2 separate regions of the Homo sapiens genome follow, and region 2 is linked to region 1. Evidence: chromatin loops called from intact Hi-C (ENCODE). Cell type or tissue: lower leg skin. All regions are shown on one strand. Links, peaks and the distances in the headings refer to the core of each region. The heading gives the core; the rest is flanking DNA. Region 1 has its middle 34 kb from the start of LINC02651. Region 2 has its middle 56 kb from the start of NEUROG3.

The links. Hi-C counts contacts between places; a loop is a spot of excess contacts. Peaks named below come from ENCODE experiments on the same cell type or tissue, not always from the same donor. Only the 100,000 strongest peaks of a DNase experiment are listed, where the experiment ranks them.
Region 2: a loop joins it to region 1, with 3.0 times the contacts of the local background. A loop is called at or near these places in 33 of 110 quality-filtered maps.

Annotation. Positions count from the first base shown.
Region 1 is chr10:69,709,646-69,726,642 of GRCh38, forward strand. No RefSeq gene overlaps it. Among named protein-coding and RNA genes, the nearest start is that of LINC02651, 34 kb to the left of the region's middle. RefSeq lists an enhancer at 106-605. In lower leg skin, for the core only: no CTCF peak of the experiment used is centred there; DNase peaks (open chromatin) are centred at 6,756, 6,806 and 7,456.
Region 2 is chr10:69,512,482-69,523,166 of GRCh38, forward strand. It overlaps a transcript of TSPAN15 not described here. Among named protein-coding and RNA genes, the nearest start is that of NEUROG3, 56 kb to the right of the region's middle. RefSeq lists a silencer at 3,258-3,307. In lower leg skin, for the core only: a CTCF peak has its summit at 3,317 (motif pointing right); a DNase peak (open chromatin) is centred at 3,340.

The sequences.
Region 1 (16,997 bases), core at 3,456-11,455:
GTTTGAAGCTGTGTGACTTCTCGAGGGTCCCAGTGGTGGCCTCTGTGTAGTGTTTGGTCAGGCTGGCTGCCAGCCCATGCCCTATCCCTGGCACCCCCACCCCTCCGTCCCAGTTTCTGTGGCAGTAAATCACTCACATGCTCTCTCTGAAGGGAGAGGTCTGGGACCTCCTGGGCTGGGCAGACAGAGGGCTCCCGGTACAAACATGCTCTGCTTCTTCCCACCAGCAGACAAGCGGCCTCTGCAGTTGAAAAGGATTTGCGGGGAGGTGGAACAGTGGGGGAGATTGTTGGGGTGGTAAAGGAAGAGAGATAATATGAAGCTTGCTCTGTCCAGAGGCCTGCGGGATAAGGTGGGAACCAAGGTCAGTATTTCCTTGGAAAGTCAGTACTTTTCAAACTTAAACGTGCATGGGAATCACCTGGAGGTCTTACTCAGGTGCAGATTCTGATTTGGGAGGTCTAGTGTGGGGCCTGAGATTCTGCTTTCCTAAGAGGCTCCCAGGTGTTGCCCATGCTGCGGGGCCAGAGGCTGTAAGCAGCAGGGCTAAAGGGGCACTTGAGAGAGGCTGGGTGGAGCTGCACCACAGAGTCACTTGGAATGCTTTAAGATATTGTCTGGCCCCACCCCAATCAATTGAAGCAGACTCTGTGCTTGCACCGGGACACCTGTGTGTTTTCTTTTTTAATGCCCCACTCCCTATCTACCCCAGGTGGTTTGAATATGCAGCCAGGATTGAGAACCACTAGGCTAGATTATGGGAGATCATTCTCCACTTTAAAATTAGAGATCTGTGACCACCTAATTTGCTGTCACAGTGGGATGGCTGGAAATGACTTAACATTGTGCTCTTCCCAGGAGCAGCTTCATATTCACCAAGGGTTGGGAGGGGAGTTTTGCTTGGAAGGAATGACAATGGCGGAACTCCAGGGGGAGAACAAAGGACTGGCCGCATCTTGCCGAAATGGCCATGCTATGTGATCTTGTCTCAGCAATTTCATGCCTTGGGCCTCCGTGTCTTGGCCCTGACCAGCACAACTCCTGTTTTGTTCTGTCTGTTCAGCCCAGAATTCCCAGAGGGCTTGGAGCTTTCTACTGATCTGGAAGGTTCTCTTCCCCTCTCTTCTCTTCTGAGTGAAAAAGGCAGCTGGGAGGCCCCCTGCCCTTCTCCCCTCCAGTGATCCGAAGCCATGGCTGAGAATAGTGGGAATGAGGTGCTAATGCCCCCGTCTTGAGTAGATTTTCCCCCCACGGCACACACATCTGGTTTCCATTTTCTTCTGCAGCAGGCCCCATTGAGCAGAGCCTTCCTCTTTGAATCTCCTGAAAAATCATGTCCAGAGGCCAGGTTCAGCCCCCACCCTGACCCCAGTCCTCAATGCAGCAAAATTCCTTTCTCAGGGACCCTTGGCCCAGTCTTCCCCATGGTCCTTGGGAGGCAGGTGGGGCCCTCACCAGAGGGGAGAGCAAAAGGCTGGGGTGGTGTGGGGGACATTAGAGGAGTGCTGGCTCCCTGGAGAACTGGGGAAGTAGGAAGGTTTGGGAACACCTAAAAAGAACAGGAGGAGTGCATGAGCCACCAGGAAAAATGAGTGCCTACTGCCTCCAGCTGGGAGGACTGCAAGCTCTTCTTGCTCTCACCCAGACCCCTGGGCACAGAGACAGTAAGGGCCAAGTGGGGATGGGATGGGGAATTTTGGGGTCAGATTCTACCTTAAGAGATGTCAGGGTCATAAAGACAACACACTGGTCATGCTCATTGACTGGAGGATGTCCCGGTGTCCCTTCTGTCTTGCATAGCACACTGTGGTGGTCAGGGGCACTGGCTCTGGATAGCACAGGACTGGGCTGAATTTTGGCGCTGCACTCACCCTAGGTGGGTCATGGAACTTCTGAGTCAGTTTAATCTTCTGCGAATTTGGAGTATTAGAGTAAAAATTGAATTATAGTAGATAAACACAAGCAAAGCATTCAGCCTAACACATAGGAAGCACACATAGGAAGTTAATAAATGGTAGCAAACACATAGGAAGTTAACACATAGGAAGTTAATAAATGGTAGCAAACATCTATTATCCATTCATCTATTCACTTAACCACATATTGACAATTTGCCTATCTGCCCGTCTACCTCTCTGCCTGTCCATCTCTCTGTCCACTCATCTCTTTATCCATCCATCCATCCATCCATCCATCTCTTCAACCAGACATCCATTCATCCATCCATCATCCATCCATCCATCCATCCATCCATCCATCCATCCATCCATCCATCCATCCATCCAACCAACCATCCATCCAATCCATATGATGGCAGGGATATTAGGGTTCATCTGTTCCAGCAGGTTTCCCACCTGGGAAGCTTGTTAGCTGGGCTGGTCCTAGACCCTCCCTCAGAAGTTCTTATTTTATAAATCTGTGAGGGACCCAGGAATTCACATGTTAAACAAGCTTCCCAGGTCATGTTGATGCAGGTGGTCCTTAAGCCCCTCTGAAGAAACACTGACCTAGCACCTCACCTCATTTTACCAAGGAGGAAACTGAGGCAGAGAGGGCGACTTCCTGTCTGGGCTTTATCCCGTCCCCTACTGCCCCCATGAGTGTGGTGTGTGGGGGCAAGTGTGACCAAGAGCCCTGGGAGGGCAGCGGAGGGCGGTTGGCAGCCCATCACGCAGCCCCCCTACCCTCTCACCCACCCCTGCCCAGAGACACTGCCCTGACTCCCACACTGAGCCTGTCAGGGACCAGGGATTTATTCCTGTGGGCCGGCTTTTCGCCCTTTCTTTCCTGGGTTATTTATGTCCCTTGCCTTTTATCTCCCGCCCGGCTGGCCCGCAAGGCCCATTATGTCGCTTTGGCTGTGGCCGCATCAATCTCCAGCCCCGGGAGCCAGGCCCCCAGCCCATCTCATCATTTATTTTCCAGGTCTCCCTGATGCTCAGCCGGCAGCTGTCCTGGTGTGTGGATGGCCCTGGCTGGCGTCCTTCTCAGAGAGGACCATTGTTGGTGGGTCTTGGGACTGTCGGGTCAGATGGGCCACGGGCAGCTTGTCTGGGGCCTAGGAGTGCTGTGACCTTTCAGGAATTAGCATGGCAGTAGGGGCAGTGTTCTGGTTGTCAGGACTTCAGAGTCCCAGCCTGGACCCTGCCAGTGACTCCCTGGGTGATGTTAGACAAGGAGCAGTAACTAGATAGGACGATCCAGGTTGTAGCTTCCAGTGCTCCCAGATGTGTGACAAGTGCTTCCCAAACTATGTCTTATAAATGTGTGCTTTTTTTTTTTTTTTTTTTTTTTGAGACGGAGTCTCACTCTGTCGCCCAGGCTCTGGAGTGCAGTGTGGCTCACTGCAACCTCTGCTGCCTGGGTTCAAGCGATTCTCCTGCCTCAGCCTCCCGAGTAGCTGGGATTACAGGTGCCTGCCATCGTGCCTGGCTAAATTTTTTTTGTATTTTTAGTAGAGACGGAGTTTCACTGTGTTGGCCAGGATAGTCTCAATCTCCTGATCTCGTGATCTGCCCGCCTCAGCCTCCCAAAGTGCTGGCATTACAAGTGTGAGCCACCATGCCTGGCCGTGTCTTATAAATTAATAAACATTTATTAAAAAGTCAGAGACAATTCCATAACCAAAGTTTGGAAAACTCTAGCTTGAACAGAGGTGTCGTGAGTTGAATGGTGCTCCCCAAAAGGTATGTCCATGTCTTAACCCCAGGAACTTGTGAAAGTGACCTTATTTGGAAAGAGTGTACTCGGCAGATGTAATCCAGGGTCTCAAGATGAGATTACCCTGGATTTAGGGCGGGCCCCAATCCAATGATGAGTAAAAGGTGAGGGAGACCTGCAGGGTAGAGGGGCACGTAAGGAGTGAGGCAGAGACTGGAGTCATGCAGCCCCAAACCAAAAGATGCCTGGAGCCATCAGGAGCTGGAAGAGACAAGGGAGGATTCTCCTCTAGGGCCTTTTGAGGAAGGACAGTCCTACCCATTCCTTGATTTCAGATCTGTGGCCTCCAGAATGGTGAGAGATAAATTTCTGTTGTTTTTAGGCCATCACATTTGTGGTAATATGTTATGGCAGCCCTAGGAAGCTGATACAAGAGAGAAACAATGTTGTATGCTGCAGGACTTGTCAGGGCCTTTAGTAACAAATGTGCATTAGGAAGCACTAGGGCTGCAGCATAAAACTGTGACATGGGCCAGTCGCAGTGGCTCACACCTGTAATCCCAGCACTTTGAGAGGCCAAGGCGGGCGGATCACGAGGTCAGGAGATCGAGACCATCCTGGCCAACATGGTGAAACCCTGTCTCTATTAAAAATACAAAAAATTAGCGGGGCGTGGTGGCGGGCGCCTGTAGTCCCAGCTACTCAGAAGGCTGAGGCAGGAGAATGGCATGAACCCGGGAGGCGGAGCTGGCAGTAAGCTGAGATCGCGCCACTGCACTCTAGCCTGGGCGACAGAGCAAGACTCCGTCTCAAAACAAACAAACAAACAAACAAAAAAACAACTGTGACATGAAGCACTTGACTGGGGAGCTCCCCTCAGGACTTGTGTCTTAAAGAGCACATTTTGGGGGATGCTGACCTATGACTTGGTGGGAGAGGTTGGGGAAGAAGGGAAAGTGTGGGGGAACCTGCTTGGTCTAATCTTTTTGGAAATGAGGTGGGGGTCATGGAGTCCGGGGCTCTGTCCCAGATGCAATGAGGTGAGGGACTTAGGATCACAGGCAAAGGAAGTCACCTTGCAGCTCAATCCACTCCCAGAGGAAGTTTGGGTTAGAGGGGTACAGGGAGGAAGCAGCTGGAGGAATCCTCCCAGCACACCTTTCCAGCCTGCAGGCCAGGCCGCTGCCTGTCCTGAAATCCTCTCCCGCCTGCCAAGGACAGGGTGGTGGGGGCTCCTGCACCCTAGATGTCTCTATTCTGAAGAGCCAGGCTTGTTTGCAAGCCCAGGGAGCTAAGAGTTAACGATAATCACCATAATGATAATTCCAGGTATGATTTATTGAGAGATTACCCCTGCCAGAACCTGTGCTGAGTGCTTTATGCATATTAATTAATTAATTCATCACAACTGTATTAGCCCATCTTATAGGCGCAGAGATGGAGGCACAGAGAGGTTAAGTAGCTTGCTCCAAGTCACACAGCTAGTAAATGGGAGATCCAGGATTTAAATCCAGGTTGTCTGACAGCTCTCAACCATGAAGTCACACTACCTTCCCCCAGATGCAGGAACTCTAGGAGAGAATGCTCATTCATTCATTCACTCAATATTATTGCTTGCCTGCGCCCTGCCAATTGCTGGGCCAAGCCTTCAGGCCACAGCGCTGAGCCTGGGAATTCCGGGACCCAAAGAGTCCTTACACAGCATGGTGGGGAGGCAGCCAGGACACCGAAGATGGCAGTGATGGTAGTGCTGGGGACAATGGCCACAGGGTGTTGGTAGGGGCTTCCAATCCAGTCTCAGCGCTCAGGGACTGTGCCCTGGACTCAGTTTCTCTTTTGTTCACTGAACTAGGTATTCACGGGCAAATGGGGGTCAGCCCAAAGGAAGGGGGTTCAAGCTGAAAGACGTGAGAAGGCTTCATCCTGAAGCAGCACGCTGTCTTCCAGGAGCTGGGTCTACTTGGCCATAGCTAAGAGGATGGGATGGGGTTTGGGAATGGAGCCCTTACCCACAGCCTGCAAGGGAAGCAGGTGGTCCAGAAGTCTGAAGTAGGCACAGATGAGACACTCAGCCTCCAGTCTCCAGCATCACTCCCTCACACGAGGCTCTGCCGAATGACAATAGCTCCATTTATCCACACATTTTGCGCCAGACATTTTGCTAAGCGTGTTACATAAATGGCCTTCTTCAATCTTCACTGAAACTCCATGGGGTGCAGTTACTGCTAACTCCATTTAACACAGGAGAAATCAAGGCTCCTTGTGGTTGTGCTACTTGACTGTGCTGGGGGTTGCACGTGGTCTGTTGGACAGAGGCCTAGATTTAACCAGGGATGACATTCAACATGTTTCACAATAGGGGCTTTGGAGACTCTGACCCCTCAGTTAAGATGCCACCCAGAAGCTTGCTGGTGTGCACCGGCTGAACGTCAACTCTACTTGTAACCAAAGCAAGCACTTGGAATCATGCTGGGAATATAGTAAGCACCAGAAAAATGTAGCTATTCCTTTTCTTGTTTTCTTTATTAATCACCCTGTCTGGGACTATGGGGAAAGCGGGCCATTCTGTTCCATCTCTCCTCCCATTTTTTTTCTGGTATATTTTTCAAAGCTCTTATTTACAGGCTATTTTGCTGCTCAAGAATCTTCAATTGCTCCCCTTTGCCTACAGAGAAAACTCTAACTCCTCTGCCCAACAGTCACGGGTCCCCTTGGCTGGCTCCAAACTCCCTGTCCAGGTGGACTTCTGCCTGCTCTCTAAGGAGGTCCTTCTCCCCCAGGCTGCCTCTTCGCTGTGTCCCGATGCGCCATGTGCTTTCCTCCCCGGGGCCCTCACTGAGCCATGACCCCTCCTGAAATATCTCCTCACCCTCTTCACTGACCTGACTTCAAGGCTGCTGAAATTCTGCCTCCACCAAGAAGCCTTCTGAATACTCCGGCACTCAGAGGGCTCCCATTTTTAAATGTCCTGCAGCTCTCTCTGTTCTGCTAACACTTGTTCACGTGCCATGTGGCAACTATTTTTGGTCTGCTTCCCACAGCCCAATCACAAAATCAACCTCTTGGTGTCAGGAGTCAGCACTTCCCAAACTTTTATGTGCCGTGAATCACCTGGAGATCTTGTGAAGCTGCAGCTCCCGGGTGAGGAGGCGTGAGGTGGGGCCCAAGACCCCGCATTTCTAACAAGCTCCCAGGCGATGCTGTGTCCTGGGGCCACACTTGGAGCACAAGGGCTGAGCCATCCGGCAGAGCCTCTGTCCCTTGGTTCTCAGCCCTGGGACCTGAGAAAAATACTTCTCCTGGGCCCTACCTCCAGAATCTCTGCTTATTGGTGGAGAGCGAACCAGGTACTGGTGTGTTTACAGAGCTTTTCAGGTGACTGTGATGGGCAGCTAGGATAGAGCCACTGAGCTGGCACCGTCCCTCACCCCAACAGGTGTGCGTTTTTATGTGGTCCAGGATTCTCAGATTAGACCCTGTTGGAGGGCAGGAAGCTAGTTCCTTAGGCATGGGGCAGGCTGGGGCAGCCAGAGCCCTACAGTGTTTTTGTGGGTGGGTGCCCACTAACCACTAGGGAACTTTGAGGGGATAGAGAGAGAGCATCCTCCCTGCACGGTCCCAGCCAAAGGCATCTCTGAACCCACCGACACCATCCACCACAAGGCACAGACAGTTGACAACTCAGGAGGGACCAGGAGGGGAGTCTCAGGAGCGGTTTGGCCAGAAGCTCCCTCCTCCTGCCATTCGGCCTGGCTGGGCACCTGGGAACCAAGGACTCCCCTCCTGGCACCCAGGAAACCGCCACTGTGCCGAGTTAGAAGGCACAGGGCGCCCTCTGCTGGGAGGTTTGGGTTTGAGCATTTCTCCCCAGGGACTCAGGTAGAATGGGGTAAATCAGGGGAGGGCAGGGAGGGCTGTTCTGTGTCTCTTCTTTGTCTTCCTATTTCAGGGTCTGCAGAGCCAAAATCCAGTTTAGACGAAGGATCGCAGGTTGAGACTCTGAAGGGTGGGACGGATTTGCTCACGCAGCCAAATCACACTGAGGCTCTTTCTGCCCGTTTCACCTTTTCCTTCTCGTTATCATCACCGTCAGCACCGATCCACCTGCACTGGCTCAGGCTTCGAGGCAACAGGATTGAAAACACAGCTTTTGTTCTGTGTCTCCAAGAAGGCTCAGCTGCTCTGAGCACCCACAGTTCCTGATCTGGACTCCCTTGTGGTTTGTAACGCACTTGAGTCAATGTGGGGTCAGTGTTAGGAGCAGTGGTGATGAGAGTTAGAATTCAGTCTGGGGCTAGGACCAACGGGCATTCTTACAAAGTCAGGGATCAGACTGCATCCAGAGTCCAATCACCAGGTAAGCACCAGCAGGTAGGTCCGGCTCACTAAAGGCTATGGCCAAGCCTCTGGCCACAGTGAAGGAGGCCCGTGTCTGGGAGACCAAGGCAGAAGAAGAAGACCGAGAAAGCAGAACATGTCCCTGTTTCCTCCAGCTCCCCCAGGATGGCTGCTCTGAGCTTTCATGATGCTATGGGCCCGTAGTTCAGGGGTCAGCACGCAGTGCACCAATGGCCAGCCCTCTGGGCTTGACTCCATGGTGGGCCCACCCTGTGGCTCTCTCTCAGGGTGCAGTGTCTTACTGTAATATCTATCAACTTTGTCATAAATGCATGTTCTTGGCCCAGGGGAGGGTGAGCTATACCGAGGGGAAGGGGTCCAGCATTATTTTAGGGTGGAGAGTCAGCATGTGAACACGTGTGGTCATTGATGCTACTGTAGACCAGGGGCGTGAAACCTGGGGCCTGAGGGTGGGCGCCGCAGGCCACTGAGGGTCCACAAACCCACCTGGAATTGTGTGGGATTTGTGTGTGTCCAATTTTATGTGGTTTTCCATCAGATTCTCAAAGGACCATAACCAAAAATTAGTTTAGAATCCTTGCCTAGGCCTATTCTTCCCTTTATTTATTTACTTGGAGACAGGGTCTTGTTTGTTGCCCAGGCTAGAGTACAGTGGCACAATCACGGCTCACTGCAGCCTCGACCTTCCAGGCTCAATTGATCCTCCCACCTCAGCCACCTGAGTAGCTGGGACCACAGATACGCACTTCCACACCCGTTAATTTTTGTACTATTTCGTAGAAATGGGGCTTCACCATGTTGCCCAGGCTGGTCTTGAACTCCTGGGCTCAAGCAATCTTCCCACCTGGGTCTCTCAAATTGCTGGGATTACAGGCATGAGCCACTGCACCTCGCCCTTATCTTTTTAAAAAAACACTTTAAAAATAGCTTTATCGAGGTATAACTGATAGAGCATGAATTGCCTATATTTAAAGTGTTCAACTTAATAAAAAATGTTGACATATGTATACATTGTGAAACGATCACCACAATCAAGACAGTGAACATCCTTATCACCCTCAAAAGTTGATCTGCTTTCTGTCACTATAGATGAATTTGAATTTTTCTAGAATGTTCTATTAATGGATGCATACAGTGTATACTTTCTTGGGTCCAATTTCTTTTATTCTGCCTAATTAATTTGGTGGCCATCCACATTACTGTGTGTGTCAGCAGTTCATGGCTCTTTATCACTGAGTGGTGTTCCATTGTGTGGAAGGACCACAATTTGTATTTCCATTCATCTGCTGATGGACGTTTGAGTTGTTCCCAGTTTTTGGCTATTACAAAGAAAGCTGCTATGAGCATTCATGCACACATGGGCAAATGCTTTCATTTTTCTTGGGTGGAAAGAAGTTGTTAAACTGTTTTCTGTAATGGAATGTCATCTTACATTCTCTGCAGCAGCGTGTGTGAGTTCCAGTTGCTCCATGTGCTGGCCAACACTCACTAAAGTTAGTCTTTTTAAGCTATTTTTAGCCACTCTAGTGGGTGTTCAATTTGCATTTTCCTAATGACTAATGGTATTGAGCATCTTTTCACATGCTTATTTGTTATCCACATATCTTCTTTGGTGAAATGTCAGTTCAAATATTTTGCCCACTTAAAAAATTGGGTTCGGCCAGGCGCAGTGGCTCACAACTGTAATCCCAGCACTTTGGAAGGCTGAGGCAGATGGATCACCTGAGGTCAGGAGTTCAAGACCAGCCTGGCCATCATGATGAAACTCTGTCTCTCCAAAAATACAAAAATTAGCTGGGCATGATGGCTGGTGCCTGTAATCCCAGCTACCCGGGAGGCTGAGGCGGGAGAATCACTTGAACCCGGGAGGTGGAGGTTGCAGTGAGCTGAGATCATACCTTTGCACTCCAGTTTGGGCGACAGAGAGAGACTTCATCTCAAAAAAAAAAAAATTAAAATAAATAAATAAATAATTAAAAATGGGGTTGTTTGCTGTTTGATTGAGTTGTAAGAATTCTTTATATATAGTCTAGATATAAGGCCTTTGCTGGATAAATTTGTTGCAAATATTTTTCCCAGTGTGTGGTTTGCCATTTCATTTTCATAAGCATATATTTTTGAAGAGCAAACTTTTAAAATTTTGAAGCCCAATGTATTTATTTTTAATAGTTTGTGCTTTTTGCATTACATTTATAAAACCTTTTCCAAATCCAAGTCACTAGGGTTCCTCCTATGTTTTCTTCTAATTTTGTAAATTTAGCTCTTACATTTAGGTCTATGTTCTTTTGAGCTAACTTTTATATATGGTGCAAGTTATGAATCTAAGTTATTTATGAATTCAAGTTCCTATTTATTTATTTATTTTTGCATGTGGGTATCTAATTGTCTAATTGTTCCAGCACCATTTGTTGAAAAGATTATCTTTTACGCATTACCCGGCACCTCTGTCAAAAATCAGTTGATCACATACAAGTGGGTCTACTTTTAGACTCTATTACTTTCTCCCAGGTACAGATCTCCTTCTCTGTGGGTGGATGTTTGGCCATAGCCTTTACTAAGATGGACCTGTCCGCTGGTGCTTACCTGGTGATTGGACTGTGTACCTGGGCTGCCTTCTGACTCTGTAAGAATGACCCCTATCTCTCGTTCCAGACTAAATGTCCACTATTGATCTATTGTCTATCTTCATACCAATACCCTATTGTCTTGATTACTATAGTTTTTAATAAGTCATACAATCACATAGAGTAAGTCTTTCAATATTGTTCTTTTTCAAAGTTGTTTTGGCTGTTCTACATCCTTTGTATTTCCATATAACTTTAGAATCAGTTTGTCAATGTCTACAAAAACCCTACTGGGATTTTAACGGGGATTTTATTGATTTAATGGGGATTTTATTGATTCTATATATCAATTCGGTGGAAATATTGTCTTATAATATTGTCTTCCAATCCAAGAACACAGTATATCTCTCAATTTATTTAGCTTTATAATTTCACTCAGCAGTGCTTTGTAGTTCTCAGTGTAAGGTCTTACACATCTTTTGCCAGATTTATCCCTAAGTATTTCATATTTTTTCATTCTATTGTAAATGGTAGTATTTTATTTTATTTTATTTTATTTTATTTTATTTTATTTTATTTGAGACAGAGTTTTGCTCTTGTTGCCCAGGCTGGAGCGCAATGGTGCCATCTCGACTCACTAGAACCTCCACCTCCCGGGTTCGAAAGATTCTCCTGCCTCAGCCTCCCAAGTAGCTGGGATTACAGGTGCCCATCATCATGCCTGGCTAATTTTTTGTATTTTTAATAGAGACTTTGTTTCACCATGTTGGCCAGGCTGATCTTGAACTCCTGACCTCAGGTGATCCACCCACCTTGGCCTCCCAAAGTGCTGGGATTACAGGCATGAGCCACCAAGCCCAGCCTATGGTAGTATTTTAAATTTCAATTTCTGATTCTTGGTTGCTAGTATATTCGAAATACAATTGATTTTTGTATAATGATCTTAAATTCTATAATCTTCCTACTCACTTATTAATTCTAGTACCTTTTTTGTAAGTTTTATATGATTTTCTTTTTTTTTTCTTTGAGACAAAGTTTCATTCTTGTTGCCCAGGCTGGTGTGCAGTGGGGCAGTCTCAGCTCACTGCAACCTCTGCCTCCTGCCTCAGCCTCCCAAGTAGCTGGGATTACAGGCACCTATAGGATTTTCTATGTAGACATTTATGTTATCTGCAAATAAAGACAGTTTACTTCTTCCTTTCAAATCTGGATGTTTTAAATTTCTTTTTCTTGCCTTATTACACTGGCTGCAACCCCAGTGCAATGTTAAGTAGGAATGGCAAAAGTGGACATCCTTGCCTTGTTTCCAGTAATGGGTAGCAGGGAAGTTTTCAAGCATTTACTCCTCCTTGGCTTTTATTGGCCCTGGCAGGGGTGACCTTTTATAACTGGTTGGAGGACCCCAATGTTTGCCCCAGGGCATTGCGCTCTTCTTTCCAGTGTTTTGGTGCAAGCCCTGTTGAGCGTGAAAGTGCCTTGGGGACAGGGATGGTATATTTGACTCCAGCTCTCTACACCGTGCCTGGCATGGCACTCAGCATGACAAATTCTCATTGCCAACCAGGTCACTAAATCAGGCCGAAAGGGCCTGTTTGTACTGCTGTCCACCCCATCCCCTTTGCTTTCCTCCTGGACAAAGGCAGCCATGCTTCCCTCCTTTCCTTCTCTTCCCCTCCAGAAACCTGAATGGAAGGAGACATGAAAGGAAAGCACTCAGGTTTCACCAGCATCAAGTTACTTCTATGCGGTGTCCTCATTCGAAAATAAACCTGAGGGGGTAAGGGAAGGGGAGGTGGTGACAGAGACAGGAGAGAGCTGTTATCACAGCTCTGCTTCCAGGCTGTATTTTTAGGCTGGCATTTAGGTTTGGCCTGGGGACAAGGGGCTGGAAAATGCAAGGCATTTCCTCTTCCTGTCAGCTGAGACACGGTGTGTGTGTGAGTGTGTGGACAGGGCCCTGCCACCTTCCCACTTAGCGCCTCCAGAATAGCAAACAAAATACACTTCCTCCGCAGGCCTGCTGCGCTCCTCATCTTGAGACTCTATCAAGGCTCCTCCCCAAACTATGAGCGCTGTTAACAGCGCTAGGCAGCTCCTCAGCCATGGGAGGGACGAGACTCTGAGGTCCTGGGGGGGATATTTTAGAAGGTCTCAATGACAACATAACAGGTTCATTTGTTTACTTGTTTATTCATTACTGCTGTGTATCGTGCATGAGCTACGTAACCACTCTGTGCCTCAGTTTCCCCATGGAGATGTCACTAAAACTTGCTTCATAAGGGCGCTGAGAGGATTCAATGAGTTAATACTGGATATAAAGTGGTAACGTGCTTAAAACAGCACTTGGCAGGTAGGAAGGGCTGAGGAAAGGTTTGCTGTCATTATCTGAGTGCCTACTGCATACCACCCTTGAGCTTGGGTCCCCCGGGGGCAGGGGCTTCGGTGGTGAATGAGACAGGTACTGTCTCTGACCTTTTGTAGTTTACTCAGTTGGAGACCTGGTTGCCGCCTTTGAGCAGTGTAAGTTTTCAACCACAACTTTGGACCAGGGTCCTGGAAACACATGGAGTGAAAGGTCTTCTTTACCACTACAAGGTGACAAACTAATCAGAGACACGAAGGTGTTGATGTTATTAGCACTTTGTGGAGCTCTGGCTGGCTTTGTTTCTTTTTTGCTCTGTGAAGTTGTTTCACATCTCCGGGTCTCATTTTTCTCACTTGTAAAATGAGAGGGAGAATACATACAGTGGGATATTATTCGGCCTTGACAAGGAAGGAAACTCTGGCACATGCTACGACACGGAGGAACCTGGAGGACATGATGCCAAATGAAGTAAACCAGTCCCAGAGAGACAAATACTGTATGATTTCACTTGTGGATGGTAACCAGAATAGTCAAATTCAGAGAGACAGAAGGTAGACTGGTGGTAGCTGGGGCCTGGGGGAAGGAGGAGAGGGGAGTTTTTGTTTAGTGGGGATAGAGTTTCAGTTTTGCAAATGTAAAGAATTGTGGAGATAGTGGTGACGGATGCACATTATGAGTGTGTTCAATACCACTGAACTGTATACCTAAATAGTTAAATTGGTAAATTTTATTATATGCATTTTACTGTTTTTTTTTTTTTTTTTTTTTGAGATGGAGTCTCGATCTGTTGCCCAGGCTGGAGTACAGTGGCATGATCTCAGCTCACTGCAACCTCTGCCTCCCAGGTTCAAGCGATTCTCCTGGCTCAGCTTCCCAAGTAGCTGGAATTACAGGCGCATGCCACCACACCCAGCTAATTTTTGTATTTTTAGTAGAGATGGGGTTTCACCATGTTGGCCAGGCTGGTCTCGATCTCTTGACCTAGTGATCCGCCCACCTTGGCCTCCCAAAGTGCTGGGATTACAGGCGTGAGCCATCATGCCCAGCTTATTGTAATTTTTTAATTTGGAAAAAAATGAGGAGAGCAGTTAAAGTAGATGGTTACCTAGGTCTGTTCCAATCCTTCCTTCTACAAACCAAAATATCTCTTTCTTTCCTTTCCTGTTGTCTTTCTCTTTCACACACAGTTATCAGGGCTGCCTGCTCCAGAGCACAGGTTGTGCACTGCACAACTCCAGGGAGTGCCCTTCTTCAAGACTGCAGCGTGGGTGGCACAACTTGTTCAACTGCATAATCCAGTCTGTTTCTGATCTACCTGATCAGAAGGTAGTCTCTTGTGTCCATCTCCTGAGTTTATGCAAAGTAGAAAAAAAATTCAGCATCAACTAGAAATAGCAAACAGAACACATTTATCTGATCTTCCCCCTTTGTATCATCCATTACATTTAGAAGATTGTTTTATGGTTGGTTTCTTTTGCCTGAGACTTAGCAAGTGCTTGTTGACATTCCCAGTCATTCATTTTGCAAATATTTCCCAAGCACTCACAGTGTGCTGGGCACGGTGGAGGTGCTGGACACAGCTAAGCATGGAGTCCCTCGTCTCATGGCACATGCATTATAGTTCCAGGAGGCAGACCAGAAACACGCAAACAAATAGGAAGCCAACGTACAAGAGTGTTAAGTGCCATGTAGACAATGACTGATGGTCCTGGGCAGGATGGCGTGAGGGGTTGCTTTAGACTGTGATAAAGGAAGGCTTCCTGGGGGAGGTGATATTTGAATTGTCACCTGAATGACAAGAAGGAGCCAGCCAAGTGTATGTGGGGGCAAAGTCCTCTCGGGTCTCCTCACATCGGGCCTGGCAGGGAAGGGGTGAAGCCACCTCGTGCTCTTGGCCTCTCTTCCTCACTCCTTGCCCTGTCTTCTCCACTTTCCTCCACCTGAGGAAAAATCCCCAGAGGCCTTCCATTCAGATAACGGAGAAGCCTTTGCAAGAGGGGGCTCAGAAATCTCCACCCAGACTGGAGCCTCTCCTCCATCCTTCCCCTTCCTACAGATCCCAGCAGAGAGAAAGGAGTCGTTCAGGTCTCTCTCCTGAGTAGATGTTTGGGGTGGATCTCCTCTGTCAAGCCAAATGTTACAGGGATTTGTGAAGGCCACCCAGGAGAGGGGAAGCCCAGCTTACTCAAAGGCTGCCCTGACTGGGATGGTGGGATAACCAGGATCACTAGATCAGGCTGACAAAGAACAAAATTGCCTCCACTGTCCACAAGAATGGTGGTGGGAGCACCCTGTTGGAGCAGGTGGCCATGAGTTCGAACCCTGTCTCAGCTTCTTACTGGCTGGGTGACTTTGAGGAGGCAACTTCACCTCTGTCTCAGTTTCCTCATTTGTAATAGGGGTGCTGTGAGGACTAGGAGAGTTTACCCACACAGTGCTCAGGGCAGCATTTGGTGCACAAAACACGTGTGTTTGCTCCGACGTCATTTTCCAGGAGGGTTTCTGTCCACTGCAGAGTTGTCTTCCATTCGTCAGCAATCTCTTTTCCACCTCTACAAACACAGCCTTGGCTCATTCACAGAAGTCTTGATCTGGAAGAGACAGAGCTATAGACAGGTCAGGGGAGTGCCTGATGGGAGTTTCTGGTATGTGGGAGAATGGGGCAGCCTATGCGGGACAGTGTTTTCCTGACTGTGTGGACCAGTGTTTTGAGCTTGAATATGTAGGTATCTACATTTGCTTCTCTAATCAAGAGAGAGTTCCTTACTGCATTCTACTAGCAAAGCCCATCCATCCATCCATCCATCCATCCATCCATCCATCCATCCATCCATCCCTCCATCCATCCATCCAATCCATCCATCCATCCAATCCATCCATCCAACAAATATTCCCTAGCACTTATTTTTGCTAGGTATTGTGCTGGCTTTGCAAAGGTAAGTACTTTATCCTAGGTTCCCCTGGAAACACAGCCTGTGGTCAAATTTATGTGCTAATGTTTTATTGTGGGGTGCAACCCCCAGCAGCAAGAGTGAGGAGGGAGAAAAATAAGGCAGAGGGGAAGGAAAGCAAAACCCAGCTGTGCCCTTGGCATGATTTGAGGGCTTCGGGGCAGCCATGGCTTCTGAAAGGAAAGTTTTGAGTTCAGCATGTCTTCTGTGGGGCTTTCTTTGCTTCTTTTTAAAAGCTTTATTAAATAATGATAAAATATACATAGACTAAAACTTACCATTTTAATAATTTTTAGGTATACAGTTTAGTGACATTAAACACAATGACATTGTTGTGTAGCCATCGCTACCATCTATCTCCAGAACTTTTCCAACTTGTAAAACCGAAACCCTCTACCCATTAAACATGAACACTCCCATTCCTCCTTCCCCTCCAGCCCCTGGTAACCACCATTCTGCTTTCTATCTCTGTGAATTTGGCTCCTCTAGTTACCTCACGTAAATGGAATCATACAGTATTTTTTCTATTTGTGACTGGCTTATTTCACTTAGCGTAATGTCCTCCAGGTTCATCCGTGTTTTAGCATGTGTCAGAATTTCCTTGCTTTTTAAGGCTGGATAGGATTCCATTGTATGGATAGCCCACATTTTGTTTATCCATTTATGTTTGATGGGTGGTTGGGTTCCTTCCACCTTTTGGCTGCTGTGAGTAATGCTGCTATGAACATGGGTGTACACAGATCTGTTTGAGTCCCTGCTTCCAATTCTTTTACTTCTATAGATCCAGAAGTAGCATGGCTGGACCATATGGTAATTCGACGTTTAATTTTTTTAAGGAACCTCCATCCTGTTTTCCAAAGTGGCTGTGCCATTTTACATTCCATAGGGCTTTCTTTCTTTTTTAGACACAGGGTCTCACTCTGTCACCCAGGCTGAAGTGCAGTGGTGTGATACTACCTCACTGCAGCCTTGAACTCCTGGGCTCAAGCAATCTTCCTGCCTTGGCCTCCTGATACTACAGTTATGTACCATCACCCCCAGCTCTGTGGGGCTTTCTCTTAAGGAGCAGGTGTGTTGTGAATGTCAGATGTCCCCCAA
Region 2 (10,685 bases), core at 1-8,000, 200 kb before region 1:
TGACAAATGTGTCAGTGAAACCATCACTACAGTCAAGATAATGAACATATCCATCACTCTAAAAAATGTCCTCTTGTCCCTTTGTAATCTGTTTATTATAGCCCTTCCCACCATCCACAGCCTATGCTTAAGCAATCAGAGCTCTGCTTTCTGTCTCTATAAATTACTTGGTATTTTCTAAAATGTTATATAGGTGGACTCATACAGCATGCACTCTTTCTGTCTGGCTTCTTTCACTCAGTAATCATTTTAAGATTCATTCATTTTGTAGCATATATCAGAAGTTCATTTCTTTTTATTGCGGAGCAGCATACTGTTGTATGGATACACCATGGTTTATTTATCCATTCACCTACTGATGGACGTTTTGTTTCCAGTTTTTTGTTGTTGTTACAAATAAAGCTGCTATGAATACTTGTGCATGTGTCTTTATAAAAACACATACTTTCATTTCTCTTGGGTAAATATCTAGAAGTAGAATGGCTGGATTATATGTAACTATATGTTTAACTTTTTAAGAAACTGCCAAACTATTTTCCAAAGTGGTTGCACAATTTTGTATCCCCACCAGCAGTGTATGAGAGTTCTGGTTTCCCTACATCCTTGCCAGCAGTTGGTATGGCCAGTTTTTCTTAGTCATGCTAATGGGTGTGTGGTGGTATTTTGTTGTGGTTTTGATTTGCATTTCCTTAATAATCATGTTGAGTACTTTTCGTAGACATATTTGCCATCCACATAATTTCTTTGCTGAAGCGCCTTTTGAAATATTTTCTTAAAAAATTAGATTGTTTTTGTATTATTGAATTTTGACAACTCTTTGTATATGCTGGATACGGGTCCTTGATTAGTTATATGATTTGAAAAATTTCAGTCTGTAGCTTGTCTTGTTCTCTCTCTCTTTCCTTCATGTAGAGATTGGGTCTCACACCATTGCCCCGGCTGCCCTTGAACTCCTGGGCTCAGGATCTTCCCACCTCAGCCTCCTAAAGTGCTGGGATTACAGGCATGAGCCACCGTGCCCAGTCTGTGGTGTGTCTTTTCAGTCTCTTAATGGTGTTTTCCAAAAAGCAGGAGTTTTTAACTTGATGAACTCCAACTTATCAATGTTTTCTTTCATGCGTGATGCTTCTGGTGTCATAGCTAAGAAATGTTTGCCTAAACCAAGATCACAAAGGTTTTCTCCTACATTTTCTTTTAAAAGTTTTATAGTTACGTTACAATTATGTAACGCTCTTACATTTAAGTCAAGGATTCATTTTGAGTTAATTTTCTAATATGCTACAAAGTACGCATCAAAGTTAATCTGTTTTGTACATGCATATCCAATTGCTCCAGCACCACCTGTTGAAAGCAGGGATGAATTTCCACTGAATTGCCTTGGCACCTTTGTTGAAAAGCAATTGTCCATGTATCTGTAGGTTTACTTCTGGATTTCTCACTACGTTTTGGTCAATGTTGTATAGCAAATGTCAGAGCAGACATCCTTGACTTGGTCCTGATCTTAGGGGGAAAGTGTTCAGTCTTTTATCATTAAGTATAATGTTAGATGTAGGTTTTTCATGGACATTCTTTATCCAGGTTGACTAAGTTCTCTTGTATTTCTAGTTTACTCAACATTTTTGTTGGGACTAGATGTTGGATTTTGTCAAATGCCTTTTCTGCATATTTTAGAATTTGCGAATATGGTGAATTTCATTCATTTTCACATGCTGAATTAACCTTGCATTCCTGGAATAAGCCCCATTCAGTGATGATATAGTACCCTTTTAATATATTGTTGGATTTGGTTTGTTGAAATTTTGTTTAGGATTTTTGCACCTTTGTTTAGGAGGATTGTTTTCTTGTAAAATCTTTGTCACATTTTGGTATCAGAGTCATGCTGGCTTCATAGAATTAGCTGGGAACTGTTCCTTCCTTTTCAATTTTCTGGAAGAGTTTGTAGAATTGGTGGTATTTCTTCTTTAAAAGTTTGATAAAATTCACTAGTGAAGCTACCTGGAAAATCTTCTTTGTAGGAAGATTTTAAACTATAAATCTAATTTCTTTAATGGATATAAGACTACTTATTTCTTCTTGAGAGCTTTGGTAGTTTTTTCCTTCAAGGAATTTGATAATTTCATCTAAGCTGTCAAACTTATTGACATAAAGTTGTTCATAACACTCCCTTATTATTCTAGAATCTGTAGTGATTTCATCTCTCTTATTCCTGGATATTGACAATTTGTCTTTTTTTCTCTTTTCCCTAATTAGCCTGGCTAGGGGTTTATAGATTTTAAAGATCTTCTCAAAGAGCCAGCTGGACCATTCTCATGAGCATATAAATAATCTCTTAGTATTCCCATCTTAAACAAGGATACAGACAAGCAAGGCCCTCCTGATGATTTCTCCTCTCCGGCCCCTGCCCTGTCTCTCTTTCCCTTCATAGCAACTGCTTTGAAAGTGTCTGTCCTCTCTGTTTCTGGTTCCTCTTCTCCCATCATTCTTGGACCTCCCTAATTAGACTCTTGTCCCACTTGCCCCAAATTGCTCTCATCAACATCACCAGTGACCCCTGCATTGCTAGGTCCTATGTCCCTGTGGCATTTCTCAGCTTCTTGGCTTGTCTGCCACATGTGGCCAGTTGATCATTCTCTCCTCCTTGAAATGCCTTCTTGTTTTTCCTCCAAGAGACCAACCTTGCCTAGTTTTTCTCTTACTTCTGAGGCCCCCTCTTATGAGTCTCAGTTGTTGATTTTGCTTTCCCAACCTCTTAGCATTTGAGGGCCTCATCTGTCTTTTCTATCCACAATCCCTTGTTGACCTCATCCAGCCTGGAATTTGAGGTCCTATCCACCACTCTAGCCTCAGTCCTGGGTCCCTGCTCTAGTCAGCAGGTCGCCAGGGCTGACTCAGTTCATTCGTAGCTCACACGGTTCCATCTGTCCTCTCACAGGAAGATCCAGCTCCCACCACTTTCACGTCCTCCCCCACCTTCCCATCTCCTCTGAGGCTCATTTCAATTCGGTGTGTGGAGGGACTTCTTTTATGATCACCCATTTTGCAGGAGAGGAAAGATAAAGGCCAGACTAGCTTAGTAAGTTGCAGTCCAAGAGGCCCTGCCAGCAACCTCAGATCCTGACTCCTTCCAAGCTCTTGCCTTGGCTGCCACCTTCCTGGGGCCTGAGAAGCACCTGGAAATATTATGGGGCCACAAGCTCTGGCACAAGGTCCTGGCTTTCCACAGCTCGTGACCCCTTGGAGGGAGCCTGATTTGCAGTCCTAAAGCCCAGGCAGAAGGCACAAACGTTCCCAGCAAGAAAATGAGCAGAGCTGACATGGGGACATGTGGTCGCTAGGTGGCGCGGCTGACCCACTACTTGGCAGCCAGCACTCAGCAACTCCACCCTCTCCACTCCCTAGAGCCTGGGCACCTGCCTGGGTGGCAGCAGGAGTCTGCTTTCCGCCCCCTACCCCAAAAGAGCAGACCACAAGGTGAGGGAGCCTAAAATACTATAGGTCCTGATTGTAGTAGGTGCTCAATAAATAATTATTGACTAAAAGAGTGATCATTTTGTGAAGTTCGGATAGATGAGACTTTCCCATTCCCATTTCATAGGCTGGGAAACTGAGGCCGGATACTAACGATAGGAGTAGCAACCAAGGTTACTGTTATCGACTCTCATTCGGTCACTATGTACCAGGCATTTGCTTAGCACATTTCATTCTTCATCCCATTTAGTCATCACAGCAAAAAGGCAGGGCCTTTATGATTTGCATTTGGCAGGTAAGGACATAGGGGCTTAGAGATCAGCTGACTTATTCAAGTCATACAGTTAGTGGAATAAATGGAAGAACCAGGATTTGAACCACTCTGCCTGCATCTGAGTAGCTGAATAGGATCAGGGCCAGTGCTGCCTCCTTCCCCCACCAATAGGATCTGAGGTGAAGTGCCCCAGCAGTGCCTCCACCTGGGCATCATGTGGCCACCAGAGGGAGGCCTCGGTCTTTAGACAGCTGCAGAGGGGCCTGGACTGAGGCTGGGGAGGGTGGCCATGACTTAGATGCCAGAATGAGAAGTGGGAGTACTAGGGCTCTGGAGGGCAGGTTCTTCATCTGCAAAAGCAAGAGGATGATCCCCACTTGGCCGGGTCTCTGTGAGGAGGACATGGGATCATGCATGGAAAGTTCTTAGCCCCTGCGAGGGCTCAGCACCCACCCCTCCCCCAGCACTTGCCCTTGCACTGAACAGGCTATATAGTAACAGGTCATGATAATAAACTGCAATCACTGAGGGTATCCATTTCACTGATTCGTTTTTGTATGGTCAGTCTCCCCCACTGAGGGGTGGGATGGTGATCTGCTTTCTGCTCTGCTGTCTCCTGAGAGATGAGGTTGTGGTGCCTGGGACATAAGGGGTGCTCACTAAGCAGGTGCCAACCCAGGGAATGGAAATGGCCTGGAGCTGTGGCCCCTGCACTGTCTGGGCCCCCAGGACTCAGTGGGCTCACTGGATCCCATGTGTGAGCCCCAGAGGGCCAGGCTCAGCATGTTGGACTCCTTATAGGCTGTGGCCAAACCTTTGTCCCTCTCTGACCTCTGCCTTCTCCTCTCCAGAAGGGGCATCTAAGGCTTTCCAGGTGTAATGGCTCAGGGAGTGGCTGTGCCAGGTGTACGGGTGCCCTTTGATGTCACCTGTCACCTCGCTGGTGGCTGCGCTCTCCCTTCCTCTCGCTGCTCCTGTGTCTTCTCCTCCATCTGCCAAAGTCACCATGCCAGGGCTGCCCCCAGCCCCAATATCCAGTGGAAAAACCCAGAGAAATCACACAAATAGAAAATATCCACATCAACTTGAGAAGCTAAGCCTGCGCTTGAGGCAGTTCTTGGAGCAGCTTCTAGCAGGGGCCCAGACCAACACCATCAGCAAGGAGCTGCCGGGGGCTCGGCCCCCTGAAGGAGGTTTTTATGACTGGCCTTAGCTGCCCTCCTGAGGCTGACAAGGGCTCCACTGGGGAACCTCTGGGCAAGTCGGTGGAGGGCCCCTCAGCATCATCTGGGCCTTGCTGGCAGCAAAAGTGGGTCTCAGAAACCAACTCCCATGAGAGGAGCCACCTGGATAGAGAGTGGGCAGTGAGAGCAGGACACAGGTTCCACCACAGAGCAGCAGAGACACCCAGAGGCTCCTGGTCCATGGTGCCTGGGGGATCAGAAGGACTCACACCCGGAGGGGAACGGGCCTGTGGAGAATGTTACCCTGGCCAGGACCCGGCTGGCACCACACGCCCCAATATCCCTGCCTTGGCTCTGTGAGGAGGGCTCTGCCAGGGTTTGAGGGGCCTGCGTGGGAGCCAGGGCAACCCATGCATCCAATGCCCTGTGGAAATAACTCTCCATTAGAGGAGCCACCAGGAGGAAAACTGGGCCCATGGGAAAGGGGGTAGCTACAGGGAAAGGAGAACAAGAGGGCGAGGATTGCGTCTTACGATCACTGTAGCTCCTGCACCTCCCAAGACACATAGTAGGTGCTCAATAAATCTTTGTTGACTGGACACACAACTCAGAGTACACCCTTCCTCAGTTCTACATTGCATTGGCAAAGACAGAATATGTGTACTTCAGGCTGTATGTAGGGTACAGAGAATACTTCTATTAGATAAGGACAATCCGTGGTAGGAGACAGTGATAAACAAAAAATACAGTAACTGACTTCAATTTGCATTGAACGCAATGAATAGCAGATCTGAAAATGTAAAAATCAAATGCAAGATATCAAAGGGCCAGATGGAGAAATGTGCAAAGAATGCAAAGGAAAAGGTTATGGACAGAGCATCACTGAGAACACACAAGGACAAGGGTCACGGGTGTCTCACCCGAGTGCCTGCCATGCCCTCCCTCTACCAACACCCCCGCCACCCCAGAGTAAAGGAAACAGGAATAAATAGAAGTTATTAAAGAAGTAAACTCTTGATTTTTTTTCTTTTTCTTGAGACAGAATCTCGCTCTGTCACTAAGGTGGAGTGCAGTGATGTGATCTCTGCTCACTGCAATCTCCACCTCGTGGGTTCAAGCGATCCTTCTGCCTCAGCCTCCTGAGTAGCTGGGACTACAGGCGCACACCACCATGCCCAGATAATTTTTGTATTTTTGGTAGAGATGAGGTTTCAACATATTGGCCAGGCTGGTCTCGAACTCCTGACCTCGTGATTTGCCTGCCTTGGCCTCCTAAAGTGCTGGGATTACAGGCGTGAGCCACCGCACCCGGCCATAAACTCTTGATTTTAAAAAGTAAAAGAACTCAGTAAAATTAACAATGTGCAACTCCTGTGGCAGTCCTTCCCAATGTCTTCAATGCTTATAGAGAAACATGGTATCTATGAGTTTCCTGGGTAAAGGGAGGAGGCACCCAGGCCCTGGGCTTAGGGGATTAGAAACTCAACTGCCTGTGGCCCACTCACTGCCCACAGATGAGCCCTAGAGACAGTCACATAGGTGCTCTAAGAGACGGTCACGAGGGTGTCTGTTGCAGCACTGTTTATAATAGTGAAAAATGGGAGGACTGTGGTATGCTTCTGCGTGGAATAGTATACAGCTATTTAAATGAAGGAACTAAAGTTCCATGTATCCATGCTCAAGAACACAATGCTGAGGAGAAAAGCTAGTTGCATAGTGATACGTAGGGCTGGGCGCGGTGGCCCAGGCCTGTAATCCCAGCACTTTGGGAGGCTGAGACAGGTGGATTGCTTGAGCCCAGGAGTTTAAGCCCAGCCTGGGCAATGGGAGACCCTGTCTCTACAAATAATAATAATAAAAAAACTATCTGGCCGTGGTGGGGTGCTCCTGTAGTCCCATGTTCTTGGGAGGTTGAGGTGGGAGGATCTTCTGAGCCCAGGAAGTCGAGGCTGCAGTGAGCAGTGATTGCACTATTGTACTCCAGCCTAGGTGACAGAGGGGAGACCCTGTCTCAAAAAAAATAATATATTGCTTATGGATGTCTATAAGAAGAAAAGTAAAAAATAAAAACTAGAAAGAGATATATCAAATTCATGAGACTCTGTAAAGGGAAAAGGAAATGCGCCTGTGGATCAAATGATATTTGACTTTGTACAGCTTTATTTATTTTCTTTAAAAATCAGAAACAAAAATGTTCAAATGTAAATATTTGTTCATTAGGGATATCCATAGATGGAAATGTATGTTATTCTCAGTAGCTTTCTCTACTTTTTGGTGAATTTTTTTTATTGTGCTAAATATATTAATACATAACATAAAATTTACCATTGTAACCATTTTTTTTTTGAGAGTTTTGCTCTTGTTGCCCAGGCTAGAGTGCAATGGCGTGATCTCGGCTCACCGCAACCTCTGCCTCCCGGGTTCAATCAATTCTCCTGCCTCAGCCTCCCGAGTAGCTGGGATTACAGGCGTGTGCCACCACACCCGGCTAATTTTGTATTTTTAGTAGAGATGGGGTTTCTCCATGTTGGCCAGGCTGGTCTTGAAGTCCCGAACTCAGGTGATCTGCCCGCTTTGGCCTCCCAAAGTGCTGGGATTATAGGCATGAGCCACTGTGCCCAGCCCCATTTTAACCATTTTTAAGTGTACAGTCCAGTGCCATTAAATATATTCACCATGTAGTGCAACCATTGCCCCTATACATTTCCAGAATGTTTTCTTCATCCTAAACAGAAACTCTTCACCCATTCAGCCATACATCCCCACTTCCCCCTCCCTCAGTCCTTGTAACCTCTATTCTATTTTCTGTCTCTATGAATTTGCCTTTTCTAGGCTCCACACAAGAATGGAATCACACAATATTTGTCCTTTTATGCCTGGCTTATTTCACTTAGCATAGTGATTTCAAGATTCACCCATGTTATAGCATTTGTGTCAGAATTTTGTTACTTTTTATGGCTGAGGAATATTTCTGGCTGGGTTGGTGGCTCACACCTGTAATCTCAGCACTTTCAGAGGCAGAAGCAGGTCGCTTGAGTCCAGGAGTTTGAGACTGGCCTGGGCAACATAGGGGACCCCATCTCTACAAAAAATACAAAAATTAGCAGGCGTGGTGGCATATGCCTGTAGTCCTAGCTACTCGGGAGGCTGAGGTGGGAGGATCACTTGAACCTGGGAGGTGGAGGTTGTAGTGAGCCGAGATTGCATCATTGCATTCCTGCCTGGGCGACAGAGCAAGACCTTGTCTCAAAAACAAACAAACAAAAAAATCCATTGTATGCATATACCACATTATGTTTATCCATTTATCTATTGATGGACATTTGGGTTATTTCTACATTTTGGCCATTATGAACAATGTTGCCATGAATGTTGATTTACAAATATCTGTTTGAGTTTCTGTTTTTGGTTCTTTTTGGGAGTATACATCTAGAAGTGGAGTTGCTGGTCATATGGTAATTCTACATTTAGCTTTTTGAAGAACTGCTGAGCTGTTTTCCATAGTGGTTGCACTGTTTTACATTTGTACCCACAATGCCTAAGAATTCCAGTTTCTCCACACCCTTGCCAACACCTGTTATTTTCCTTTTTTTTTTTTTTTTGGACAATAGCTGTGATAGGTAATTTCATGTGTCAACCTGACTGGGCTGAGGGCTGCCCAGATAGCTGGTAAAACATTATTTCTGAGTGTGTCTGTGAGTGTGTTGCAGAAGAGATTAGCATTTGAATCAGTAGACTGAGTAAAGAAGATCTCCTTCCCCAGCGTGGGCAGGCATCCTCCAATTCTTTGAGTGCCTGAATAAAACAAAAAGGCAGAGGAGGCCAGGTGTGGTGGCTCACGCCTGTAATCCCAGCACTTTGGGAGGCTGAGGCAGGCAGATCATGTGAGGTCAGGAGCTTAAGACCAGCCTGGCCAACATGGCGAAACCCTGTCTCTACTAAAAATACAAAAATTAGCCAGGTGTGGTGGTGCACACCTGTAGTCCCAGCACTTTCGGAGGCTGAGGCGGGCAGATCGCTTGAGGTCAGGAGTTTGAGACCAGCCTGGCCAACATGGCCAGAAACCCTGTCTCTACTAAAAATACAAAAATTAGCCAGGCGTGGTTGCAGTGAGCCAAGATCACACCAGTGCACTCTGGCCTGGGTGACAGAGCAAGACTTTGTATCAAAAATGAATAAATAAATAAATATATAAAATAAATACAATTAAAAATAAAAGAAAAAAAGCAGAGGAAGGGCAAATTCATTTTTCCTGCTTGAGCTGAGACATCATCTTTTTCTGCACCTGGACATCGGTGCTCCTATCTCTTGGCCTTTTAGACTTAGAGCAGGACTTACAACATTAGCTCCCTGCTTCTCAGGCCTTCAGACTCAGACTGAATTACATCACCAGCTTTCTGGTTCTTCAGCTTGCAGATGGCAGACTGGGGACTTCTTGGCCTCCATAATGACATTAACCGATTCCTGTAATAGATCTCCTTTATTGTATATCTCTCTATATGACATTGGTTCTATTTCTCTAGAGAACCCTGATACAACAGCCAACCTAATGGGTGTGAAGTGGTATGTCCTAGTTTTGATTTGCATTTCTCTAAGGACTTGTGATGTTGAGCATCTTTTCATGTGCTTATTGGCCATTTGTATATCTTCTTTGAAGAAAAGTTAATTTGGGGCCAGACATGGTGGTTCACACCTATAATCCCAGCACTTTGAGAGGCTGAGGTGAGCAAATCATTTGAACCTAGGAGTTTGAAACCAGCTGGACAAATGGCAAAACCCTGTCTCTACTAAAAATACAAAAAAAATTAGCTGGGTGTGGTGGCAATGCCTGTCATCCCAGCTACTGGGGAGGCTGAGGTAGGAGGATCACTTGAGCCTGGGGAGGTCAAGGCTGCAGTGAGCAGTGAGCGCAGTGGCATGATCCCACAACTGCACTCCAGCCTGGGCAACAGAGCAAGACCTTGTCTCAAAAAAAAAAAAAAAAAAAAAAAAAGAAGGTCAATTTAAGTCTTTTATCCATTTTTGAACCAGATTGCTTTTTTTTTTTATTGTAGGAATGCTTTATATATTCTAGATATCAATCACTTATCAGATATATCAGGAGTCTCTGACCCCCAGGCTACAGACAGGTACTGGTCCATGGTCTATTAGGAACCAGGCTGCACAGCAGGAGGTGAGCAGCGGGTGAGCAAGCATTTCCACCTGAGCTCTGCCTCCTGTCAGATCAGTGGTGGCATTTGATTCTTATAGGAATGCAAACCCTATTGTGAACTGTGCATTCAAGGGAACTAGGCTGCATGCTCCTTATGAGACCCTAATGCCTGTTTCATTCCGAAACCATCCCCTTCCATCCAACCCCCATTCATGGAAAAATTATCTTCCATGAAACTGGTCCCTGGTGCCAAAAAGGTTGGGGACCGCTGAGATATATGATTGGCAAATATTTTCTCCCATTCTGCAGGTTGTCTTTTCATTTGCTTGATAGTGTCCTTTGATACACAAAAGTTTTAAATTTTGATGAAGTCCAATTTATCTATTTTTTTTGTCACCTGTACTTTTGATGTCATATCCCAGAAACCATCACCAAATCCAATGTCAGGAAGATTTTCCCCTGTGTTTTCTTCTAAGAGTTTTATAGTTTTAGCTCTTACATTTAGGTCTTTGGTCCATTTTGAGTTTTGTGTATATCCAATTTTTGTATATGGGGTAAAGTAATTGTTCTTTGCATGTGGATATCCAGTTTTCTCACCATTTATTTA